Linked DNA regions of Homo sapiens: region 2 is linked to region 1. A link is a contact called in ENCODE Hi-C or POLR2A ChIA-PET data. All regions are on one chromosome and are shown on one strand. The core of a region is the stretch at or near the end of the contact, and the rest is flanking DNA. Distances in the headings are between cores, read along the strand shown. Region 1 has its middle 140 kb from the start of LINC00604. Region 2 has its middle 94 kb from the start of LINC00604.

Evidence for each region. Hi-C counts contacts between places; a loop is a spot of excess contacts on that map. ChIA-PET counts read pairs that join two places held with the same protein, here RNA polymerase II (POLR2A). Pooled maps may share reads with other maps.
Region 2: a map of naive thymus-derived CD4-positive, alpha-beta T cell shows a loop between it and region 1 (3-fold over the local background). The contact joins two enhancer-like sites. A Hi-C loop is called at or near these places in 5 of 168 maps with a recorded cell type or tissue (PC-3, PC-9, endothelial cell of umbilical vein and 2 more) and 12 of 50 pooled maps. POLR2A ChIA-PET finds 5 or more read pairs at or near these places in 8 of 52 experiments (activated B cell, activated CD4-positive, alpha-beta T cell, activated CD4-positive, alpha-beta memory T cell and 3 more).

Annotation. Positions count from the first base shown.
Region 1 is chr5:40,375,378-40,381,462 of GRCh38, reverse strand. No RefSeq gene overlaps it. Among named protein-coding and RNA genes, the nearest start is that of LINC00604, 140 kb to the right of the region's middle. Within about 2 kb of position 2,967, at least 3 of the 41 ENCODE cell types and tissues checked have a DNase peak (open chromatin) inside an H3K27ac peak, as active enhancers do.
Region 2 is chr5:40,331,218-40,337,302 of GRCh38, reverse strand. No RefSeq gene overlaps it. Among named protein-coding and RNA genes, the nearest start is that of LINC00604, 94 kb to the right of the region's middle. Within about 2 kb of position 3,687, at least 3 of the 41 ENCODE cell types and tissues checked have a DNase peak (open chromatin) inside an H3K27ac peak, as active enhancers do.

The DNA of each region.
Region 1 (6,085 bases), core at 1,718-4,217:
TGTAGGAAAAGCATCTACGTTCTTTTAATTACAGCTAGTACTTTCATTATATTTCAAGTTTTCAAAGCACATCTCATCTCAATTTGTTGTGTAAAGTAGGCAGGGTGAGCATTTTTACCTTGATTTTACAGATATGATATTGTTAACTGACCAAACTTAGCCAACAACTCTTCAGGTTTTAGTTGAAAACAGGAGCAATCAAAGAGTGAGTCGTTGAGGATTAGCCACTCCCCATAACTGCAAGCCCAGGTTGTAATGACAGCATATTTCAGATAATGGTCTATTATACATATGGACATTTATTAGAGGAGCAGGCACCAAATGAGTCTGTAAGTCTGACGAAGTTCAAGTGAACTATCATTGGAGGTTCTTTAACAACACAGAAGAAATATTCACCCGAAGCACACATGGTGACATTCAGAGGTTGGCTCTTGTGCCGTCCTAAACTATTGGCTGGACACCAACTCATTAGTGACTAAAGTCAGTGCTTTCCCTAAGGAACTCAGGGTATAGGTCTCAGTGGTTTCTTATGAAGACAAAGGTGGAGACTGTTTCTAAAATATTTAGTTATTCCAAATGTCTCAAACACTGTTAATTTCACCAGAGAGGGAGCCCAATTCTAACATTCTTCATGCTAATTTTCAAGTCACTAGAATTTGTTACAAGACTGGTCCACGGATCAGCACCATTGACATAACCTGGGAGCTTGTTAGAAATGCAGGTTCTCAGCCCTGCTCAAGACCAGCGTCTTCATTTTAACAAGATTTTTTGTGATTCAGAAGCATGATAAAGTTTGAGGAACACTGTTCTATAAGTCAGATGCCCCTTGTTTATGCCTTCTAATATACCATAAAGCTGTGATCTGCCTCTATTAGAGCATTTACCATGTTGAATTACAGAATTCATACATTTTGCCAGTTCTACTAGGTCAATTATTATGTCTTACTCATTTCTGCATTTCTATCACATGGCATATATTAGATGCTCAATTCATGTTGAATGAATGAATAAGAAAACTTTCACATGATAAAATTAGTTTTTCAGATCCAATTGTAGTTTTCTCAGATTTATAACTGGCTATGCATCCTCACACACTTGAAGTCAAAATGTGATTAGAAGACAGGGTAGTGGCCAGCTTTCCAGGGCTACCAGTGAGAAAGAAGTAGGTATTGGACCTAGGAACCAGGAAGTAATGGCATGATAGGAAACTCATGAGGGACGGCTTTAGTCCACAAGTAAGTGGATATTGGGAGAAGGTAGAGTTACTTAAGGGGACTGCTATGGAGGGTTTGTGTCCCTCCAAGATTCATGTTAGACCTTAAATCTCAAGGTAATGGTATTAAGAGGTAGAATCTTTGGGATGTGATTAGGCCATGAGCACTCCACTCTCATGAATGAGATTACTATCCTTATAAAAGAGGCTTCAAAGAGCAGTCTGCCCTTCCATCCCATCTGCCAGGTGAGAACACAGCAATTGTACCTTTGGTTTTCTCTACCATTTGAGAACACCATGAGAAAATGCCATTTATGGAAAAGGCCCTCACCAGACACAAAATCTGCTGGTGCTGTGATCTTGGACTTCCCACCCTCCAGAACTGCGAGAAATAAATTTCTACTGTTCATAAATTACTCAGTCTGTGGTATTTTGTTATAGCAGCAAGAATGGACTAAAACAAGAATCATATACACCAGTGATTCTGAATATGTTTTCTGCCTCAAGCCACCCAAGAGATTAGGCAGATTTCCAGCAGTAAGAAGAACTAACTATAACAGAGTTTTTCACTGGAAGCTCTCCCTCAACCATATATAATTCTGCTACAACTCATACCCATATTTTCTGCTAGACTCACTGAGATATGCTGTTGGCTTAATGTCCGGTGTTTTGAATGGGGCAGGAGGGCACTGAGAGGTAACAGTTACCAAGAGCAAATACTGTGTTTGGAATCAAGTGTTTGTTATGGATGGTTGGATTTAGGTGTCTAACCTGGCAGATTAGGCCTAGGTGTCTAGGAATTCAACATCAGGAAACAGCAGGTTATAAGAGGACTCATCAGATGAGGTTTAGCCCAAATCCAGAGACCCCAGGCATGTAACACCTGAGCTGTACCCATTTTATATTTTCTCTCTCTATTAAGTCTCCTTTGGGGTAAACAGTGTTAACTAAAGGCCTAATAATGGCTACAGGTGGAGAGAGAATTTGGGGCCACCATGGAAATGTGAAACAGTATTGGCACCTACCCAGAATCCAGTGGTTAGAGAAAAAATAATGTCCACCCTGTAATTAAGAAGAAAATATTTCTCCTCCTTTACTTTGGATGGTCCTTAGGGGTAATCACAAACCTGGGCTAGGGGGAGCTGAGGGATAACATTTAAAGAGTGGGGAAGGGGTTATGAAGCTTATTGAGGCTTTTGGCCTAAGGCCGGATATTTAAAATAGCATGCCTAGGGAAGGCAGGCAGGCACTATTCAAAAACGAAACTGAATGGAGGAGGCAGTGGTAAAACGAAGGGCAGATTCCCTGTGTGAAGGGTCAGCTCCTACTGATAATGCCTGGTGGGAATCTGTGCTTATTTCTCAAACATAGAAAATAAAAATCTATATTTTAAAATAAAACGTCTCTACTTTTAAACCTTGGCAAATAATTTCAAAGGTATATGAAAGGTATTAATGCTGTGAAGGCTAGAGTCAGTCTGATGGTTGCCAGTTGGTAACATCTGGCCTTAGGAAACTTTTTGGATGTAGGAACTTCCGGACTTCTGTCTTGTGAGTGCTTTGGGGTCTCTCTTTGTGTTCCTTAGAGAACCACAAAGTGTTGACTAGAAACCAAAGAGAAGGAAATGAGAAGTTGGTTAGTTAGTGCTTGTTGTAGTTGAAATGAAGTCAGTCATCTCACTCTAACCACCGTCTATTAGGTTGGTACAAATGTAATTGTGGTTTTTGCCATTACCTTTAATGCACTCACTTTTGCACCAACATAATAACTCACCAAAATAAAAAGCAACCAAACATAAGTGAAACCAAATGAAAGCCAAAATCAACAGCCAAAAACCTCAGCTTCTTTCTCAGTGCCTCCATAGATGGCACAAATTATCTCCTTCATTACCTTACTGGGAAATCTGGTAGTCTTTTTTTTTTTTTTTTTTTTGACTTTTTTTTTTTTCCTTACTCAGGCTTCTCATCCTATCATTATTCAGGTCCAATAGATTTCACCCTTGAAACATCCACAATTCATCCTCTTCCTTCTTCCTTCCTATTGCCATTGTCCTATATTCGATTCTACCATACTTTGCCTAGAATACTCCAAAGGTCTTCTTATTACTATGTCTAACATATTTCAGGAGGAAATGAGATAAACAGGTTCAATAAATTTTCTTCCAGGACACTATGTTTGTGGCCAGGGTCTGTGGTTGAATCCACAGGTAGGACTAAGCAGGTTCTTCTCACCTGGAATGGGCAAGACACAAGACCAGAATGTTTTTAGCAATGGATGGGTCTGGTAGAGTAATTCCTGACTTCAGAATTAGAACAGAATAACACACAGGTCAATTCTGTCTGGGAAGTCCCTTGTTCGCTTGTAATTACCATGGCTTAACACTGGCTATATATTCATATATTTATGAAAATAAGTCATAACATAGATGAGTTTATGCAAAATATACAATAATGAGATGAACTAGGTCAAGTGATGATTGTTTTATACCATCTGTCTTACCAATCCCAATGGCCTGTTAGAAACTTAAATGTTATTGGTTAGGTGACTTTGAGGTCTGTAGATCAAATAATTTTAGGGAAAACATGAAACACAAAACATGGGGAAAGAGACTGTCCCTCAACATTAGTCCATCCTTTGGCCTAAGGGTTAACCTGGCGAGCATCCCGTGGAGGCCTGCTTTCTTCAGGTCTGATTTAGACCCATCCAAGCAGGATGACAGTGACCGAGGTAAATTTTCCTAACGCTAATTTGAAGGGCAATGAATGATTACCAAACCATTAACCTGCACCTACCAATGAATGTTACAGAAAAGGAGGGCTCAGATTGGGAGATGTCTACTAACTTGGTTATAGCTTCAAGGACCTATAGTTAGACTGTCTGGGTGACAGCAACATTTTATACCAGTTACTTACTAGCTATGAAATCTCAGATAAGCTGCTTATCCATAATAAACATTAATTCCCTTATTTGTACAATGGGGAAAATATAATCGCATACTCCATATTTTGTGGTGAGGATTAAATAAGAAAGTACCTAAATCTCTTAGCAAAATAGCTACCTCGTAATAAGCAACTGATGAATTATGATATCATTATACTTATTCCTCAATAAAAGTTTATTCTAACCTCTACCTATATCAATATAAACCATTTTAAGCATGCTCCCCCAAACCAAAATTCAGATATTTCGGGGAATTTCAAAAGGACAAAACACTCTTAATAACTATTGAATATATAATATATTCTCATGCTTTAAAATTCAAAAAGCAGGCTGGGTGCAGTGGCTCAGACCTGTAATCCCAGCACTTTGAGAGGCCAAAGCAGGTGGATCAGTTTGAGCTTATGAGTTCAAGATCAGCATGGGCAACATGGTGAAACACCATCTCTGCTAAAATAAATAAATAAATAATAAAATTCAAAAAGCAAAAAAAGGAAGTAAAACCTGAAAGTCTTTGTATCGCTCACTTTTCTCAGCTACAAAGTTTGCCTCTCACAGGTAACTAAAGTTACCAGTTCCTCAAATATCTTAGAGAAAATTAGTGCACCCACCAGCAACAAGCAAAAAGACATTTCCCCCAAATTGCACTTAAAAGTGTTTTTAAATCTGAATCTCTCCCATCTATACTGCTAAGAAGAATTATTATTTTTCACCAGGACCTGAGGTTCTGCCACTTTGATACATATATGTCTGTTGTTAGTTTCCTAAGACCGTAGCTAAAATTTGCCCTCCATCTAGTCTTAGTACTGTGAGACATATTTTATGGCTCTAGTATTTGTGCCAAACATTACCTTGTTGCATATTAAATTTATATGGCAGTTCAATATGGTTAAACCCAGATGATAAAGAACTTGCTGTACTTAATGGAATTTATTGGGTATGTGTGTATCCTGATACAAATATATTTTCCTTATAAAGTCTATTCTGCCCTTTGCAAGGCATAAAAAGTCTGAAATTAGCTCTGGCTTTTTCTATGAGTTTCAAAATATGATCTTTAAAATAAGACAGCAAAATACTGTGGTGGAACTGCAGTTTTCGGAGGAGTCTTTAGAAACATCTTCCTCTTTTCTCTATCCACTCCCTCTAAACTAAATACATGTTTCCATACTATGAAGAGGGTATTGACTATTGAAAAGTTGACAGTAAACTCTAGGGCAAATGTGAGAGTTGGAAAGCCTAATTGTTCCTTTTAATATCATTCACAGGGCCACGATCACCATGTAGGCAGGGTTAATGTGCAGAGTTTGCAACAGGAATATGAAATCTGGAAACTGTAGTGAATTCTGTATGTCCCCATCTAGGTCTTCATTACTAGCTATTACATTTCCCTACTTTCACTCTAGGTATGGTGAGTACTTCATAAAAGCTTGCAGCTACCCTCTTCTCTCGGGAAGTGCCTCAACCAGCGGCCACATCATGGGAGGTTATAGCCCCTGCCCCTAGGAGCAGTTTTCAGCCAACAAGTGACTGACACAGGTTTTCTTAAAGCCAACCCCCACACCTCAAGGTGGAATAACTCTGTGAACAACTCAGGCTCCAGTGGTCCCTATGGGATCAATCTGAAGCTGAGACCACGTCACTGTTTATATGTGACGGGGAAACAACGGGAGAGTAGGAGGGCAGTTATTAAGGACATCATTTAGAATAGGATGGGGCCACAATAATTAAGACAAAGCTCTTCTGAGCAAGAGTGAAAGGGATACTCCCTGGCCATTCTTCTACCTCAACCTTTTAAATTAAAATGTGATGAACCAACTTTCAGGTTGATTCTACTGGGGCCCACCTTGTCAACAATGTTCTGGCACTGCCCGTAGAATTGCTAAAGGTGCTCCTGTCATCATTAGAATCTTGATATTTCCTGTTCATAAATAACTC
Region 2 (6,085 bases), core at 2,438-4,937, 45 kb after region 1:
AATCACTGATACCCTTTCTTCCACTTGATTGAATTGGCTACTGAAGCTTGTGCATGCATCACGAAGTTCTTGTGCTTTGGTTTTCAGCTCCATCAGTACATTTAAGGTGTTCTCTACACTGTTTATTCTTGTTAGCCATTCGTCTAACCTTTTATCAAGGATTTTAGCTTCCTTGCGATTGGCTAGAACATGCTCCTTTAGCTCAGAGAAGTTTGTTATTACCGACCTTCTGAAGCCTACTTCTGTCAACTCGTCAAAGTCATTCCTCTGTCCAGTTTTGTTCCCTTGTTGGGGAGCAGCTGCGATCCTTTGAAGGAGAAGAGGCGCTCTGGTTTTTGGAATTTTCAGCTTTTCTGCTCTGTTTTCTACCCATCTTTGTGGTTTTATCTACCTTTGGTCTTTGATGTTGGTGACCTACAGATGGGGTTTTGGTGTGAATGTCCTTTTTGTTGATGTTGATGCTATTCCTTTCTGTTTGCTACTTTTCCTTCTAATAGTCAGGCTCTTCAGTTGAAGGTCTGTTGGAGTTTGCTGGAGGTCCCCTCCAGACCCTGTTTCCCTGGGTATCACCAGTGGAGGCTGCAGTACACCAAATATTGCTGCCTGATCCTTCCCTTGGAAGCTTCATCCCAGAGGGGCACCCACCTGTATGAGGTGTCTGTTGGCCCCTACTGGGAGTTGTCTCCCAGTCAGGCTACACGGGGGTCAGGGACCCACTTGAGGAGGCAGTCTGTCCGTTCTCAGAGCTCGAACACCATGCTGGGAGAACCACTGCTCTCTTCAGAGCTGTCAGAGAGGGAAGTTTAAGCCTGCAGAGACTGTCTTTCTTTTGTTTAGCTATGCTCTGCCACAGAGGTCGAATCTAGATAGGCAGTAGGCCTTGCTGAGCTGCAGTGGACTCTGCCCAGTTTGAGCTTCCTGGCCACTTTGTGAGCATAAAACCGCCAACTCAAGCCTCAGCAATGGTGGACACCCCTTCCCTTGCCAATCTGCAGCATTGCAGGTCAATCTCAGACTGCTGTGCTAGCGGTGAGAAAGGCTTTGTGAGCGTGTGACCTGCCGATCCAGGCACAGGAGGGGATCTCCTGGTCTGTTGGTTGCTAAGACTGTGGGAAAAGTGCAGTATTTGGGCAGGAGTGTATCATTCCTCCAGGTGCAGTCTGTCATGTCTTCCCTTGGCTAGGAAAGGGAAATCCCCCAACTCCTTGTGCTTCCTCTATGAGGAGACACACTGCCCTGCTTCAGTTTGCCCTCCATTGTCTGCACCCACTGTCCAACTAGCCGCAGTGAGATGAACCATGTACCTCAGTTGGAAATGCAGAAATCACCCATCTGTGTCGATCTCTCTGGGAGTAGCAGACCAGAGCTGGTCCTATTTGGCCATCTTGGAAGCCTCCCTGTTGTTCTTTTTTTTTTTTTTTAGAGATGGGGTCTTATTATTTTGCCCCAGCTGAATTTTTACCTCTGGGTTCAGACAATCTTCCTGCCTCAGCCTCCTGAATAGCTGGGACTATAGTCATTCACTACCACACCCAACTCAATTTTGGAAGTTTTTAAAGTGCATTATCACTTTAAATATTTTTCTGCATCAAACTTTCTTTCCTTTTGGGATTCGGATGATGTGAATAGTAGGTCTTTTAATATTTTGCCACAAGTCTCTAAGATTCTGTTTATTGTATTTTTCTAGAATAAAATTTTGTTGTTCAGATAATTTCAAGTTTACTGATTCTTTCCTCTGTGATGACCATCCTCTATTGAGTCCATCCAGTGAGTTGCTATTTTGATTGTTGTATTTTTTTTAGTTCTAAAATTTTCATTTCATTCTTTTTTAATATTTAAGATTTTTGCAAACATAAGGTGTAATAAATTACATGTCCAAACCTATTCAAATCCTGCCCTGTTTGTGTCTACAAGTTCTAGTACTGCTGCTTTGGAAATCCAACTACCACCACCATTGGGTTTGCCAGCAGAATTATCTGAAGCAGCAGAAAGGTGCCCTCTTTCTCATTCTGTTGCCCAAGTCTTAATCCCATCTGGATCTAAATCATATTTTAAAATTCAGCTGCAAGCAGTCTGAGAAATGTCATTTTGTTTTAGTTTCCTGTTTCTGCATTATAGAAAGGCATAAGGAAAAGGGCTGTAAGGTTGTTGAGGTAGTTGCTCTGCAATGTCTGCCTTAGACATATAGGTGGTAGAAAGATGAATGGAAATGCCAGAATTCTTCATCCTATGAATAATGATATCATAAGTGTCATCAACCTCACATTTTGAATACTGCTTTTTTGATGATGTGTCTTTTTTGCATTAGTGAGTTAAACTCCTATCTTGAAATTGTTTCCAGAGCTTGTGTTTTCTCCTTTGAATAGTATTGATTATAATAATATTGTGATGATGAATGATCTGTTGTGCTTGAATAGTGGAAACAGTATTAAATACAGTCATGTATTGCATTACAGCATTTTGGTCAACAATGAACTGCTTACACTAAAGTGGTTGAATAAGATTATAACAGAGCTGAATAATTGCTATCACCTAGTGACACTGTAGCCATCCAAATGTAGTAGGGCAAGGCACTACTCACATGTTTATAGTGATGCTGGTGTAAACAAACCTACTGTGCTGCCAGGAATATATAAGTGTAGCACATACAGTTATGCATAGTACATAATACTTGGTAATGATAATAAACAACTATGTTACTGGTTTATGTTTTATTATATTATACTTTTTATTGTAATTTTAGAGTGCATTTCTTCTACTTATTAAAATCAAAAAAGCTAACTGTAAAACAGCCTCAGGCAGCTCCTTCGGGAGGTATTCCAGAAGAAGGCATTGTTATCATAGGAGATGACAGCTCCATGCATGTTACTACCTGTGAAGACCTTCCAGTTGGACAAGATTTGGAAGTGGAAGACAGTGATATTAATGATCCTGATCCCCTGTAAGCCCAGACTAATGTGTGTGTTTGTGTCTTAGTTTTTAGCAAAAAAGTTTAAAAAGTAAAAAAAAATGCCTAATAATAGAAAAACCTTATAGAATAAGTATATAAAGGAAAAAAGTGTTCGTGTTTTAAGCTAAGTGTAGTTATGAGAGAGTTAAAAAGTTAAAAAATTACGAAGTCTATGAAGAAAAAATTACAGTAAGCTAAGGTTAATTTACTACTGAAGAAAACTAAAAAGAATAAATTTAGCATAGCCTAAGTGTGCACAGTTTAAACATTACTGACACTACTGTAGTGTACAGTATTGTCCTAAGCCTTCATTCATTACTCACTCACAAATTCACCCAAGCCAATACTAGTTCTGTAACCTCCATTCATGGTAAGTGCTCTATTCAGGTATATCATTTTTAATATTTTATAACCTATATTTACTGTACTTTTTCTGTATTGAGCTATGTGTAGATACACACAAATACCATTTTGTTACAACTACCTACAAAATTCAGTTCAATCGCATGCTGTACAGATTTGCAGCCTATGAGCAATACCCTAGGAGCATAGTAGGCTACACAATCTAGGTTTATGTAGGTACACTCTGCGATGTTCACATGACAAAATAGCCTAACAACACATTTCTCAGAATATGTCCCTGTGCTTAAATGACTCATGACTGTAATAGTGAATCCAGTAGGTTGTTAAGCTGAGTAAAACCATTTATATTAAAAACATTCACTCTCAGCTAGAGCATTGTCATAGTGAAGAAAATAGTCCTGTGTGGCAGTTCCTGCCAAGTGCCTCACCCCAGACTTCCTGCAATGCCTCAATCATTAACTCAGTTATTTTTTGAACATTTAACATGCACAATGACTATGCACAATGTTATAACATTTAGAATTTATATTTATGTATTGCTTTATCACTCTTTTACAATGTGCCTTTCCGTTTATTTTATCTCATGTAATATTCACAACCAGTTTATTTTTCAAAAGAAACTGAGACCTAAAGACTTTACTAAGAATACTCACCAAAATGAATATGCTCCATTGGTTATTTGATTTTGTCAAATGTATTCACTATGATCAATGCCATTCATATTCTAAAATTTAATAAATTTTGTCTTTACTTGTTATTTTTTGATATACATGGTATTTGAATTATGTGGAAATGAGAACATTCTGATAAAGATCTTGTTACTTTCCTATGAATCAGAGGGGAAATGCTGTATTTTATAAGTAACGGCTATTATCCTCCAATGTTGAACAGCTTCCTCTAAAATATTTCTATAAAAATGGTACCTTACATTTCATCTTGCTCAAAATGCATTGGATAATATATTTCTCCCATTCAACAATGAGTCTACTTTATAAGTCACACACAAAACAGTTCATTATTTAGTGTTACACTCATAAATTTAGTCATGACAAAGTTGCCAGTGCTATATAATTTTATTTGGCTTAGATTATAAAGATTTTATATGTCATTGAATCCATCTATATTCTTTTGTCTTTTTGCGTTTCTTTTACTCACATAATCTATCAAAAGGGACAAAATATGATTGAGTGTTTATGTAATTCATAATTTTATATTTTGAAAAATTCTAACTTTTTCTAACCAAATATTTAAAAATGAAATTTATCTGCATACCAATCATCATATCTCTGAAACATTCTAATGGATTTTTCACAAAATAATTTTTTAAACCTAAAAGTTGATATAGTTCTGATTAAACAGTTTGTTAGCTTTCTTTTCTTGGTGTAAATCACCAAAATAAAGAGTCAAGGACATATGTTTCTCTCTCTCTTCCCATCCATCCATCCATCCATCCATCCCTCCCTCCCTCCCTCCCTCTCATTTAATCCATCACCCAGTTTTTACTTTTGTGGTGATTTGTGGCATTCTAGATGTTATTGAGGAACCAATGGTTATAAAATAGAAGATAGAGTTAAAGCAAGATAAATATGGCCTGAGAAAGACTCCATACTTCTATATTTGAGTCCTTGTGGATGAACTGTAACCTATCTTAATAGTCAGACACAATTGAAAACCTAACTTAATAGTAGGCACCTGTAACAATGGCTGAGTGTTGGCCAATCCCAGTGGCTATACCACTCATAGACTGCTGAATGTTCAAACTGCATTCAAATAAGGCAAACACCAAGCTGTAACCAATCTCACTGTTTCTGTACCTAATTTCCGATTCCTGTTTGTCACTTTAACTTTTTTGTCTATAAATTTGTTCTGACCACAAGGACCACGAGGCACCCCTGGAGTCTCTGTGAATCTGCTGTGATTCTGGGGGCTGCCCGATTTGCAAATCTTTCATTGCTTAATTAAACTCCTTTAAATTAATTTGGCTGAAGTTTTTCTTTTCTCAGATGGTGTCAGGAGTAGGATCCGAAGTGGAGCTTCCAGTGACCCCCAGAAGTGCTGAGTGAACACTCAAGATACCTGCAGGACTCACTTGTGTCCATTGATCTCTCAGAGCAGCTGGGGATCACGGTTAAGCTCCCTCTCAGATTTTGGAGCTCCACGGATTTGCGTTTTGAGCTCTCCGAGTTTCTTTGAGCAGATTTCTGATCCAAACTGGGTTTAGAGTTGTGACAGAAACTGGACTGGGTCCAAGAATGGATTTGATCTGGGAATTAACTGGTTTGAATCCAGTTAGAGGCCTCTTATATCTGACTAGGTCAGAAAGGAACTGGTAGTAAGCAGTATTTTGCAGGGTTTATAAAATTTGTCTTTTGAAAATTCACAGGAATTTTTCTGTTCTACCCCTTTTTTTCATTTTTCTTGTGCGCTTAGGTAGGAAAAAAACAATCATTGGCTAAGTTAATCAAGAGAACCTGAGAGTAAAGTCAATATTTTAGGTAAAAATGGGATCCTTAATTTCTGGAAAACTGAGTTCCTTCTGGCTTATACATTAGGTCTGGGAGGCAGCGAAGTCTTACAGAAACACCAAAATATTACTAAAGATAACTCACAGTGGAACATCAGAATGAACAACAATGCATTGAAGTACATTTGAAAATGAGGGCTCTCAGTAAAGTTCCTTTTGGCTAAGAATGGGTTTGGCACTACAGCATGTCAACTGCTATTCTCCTTGGAATAATCTGCCTTGCGCTCTTTCCTGACGGCTGCAGGTGA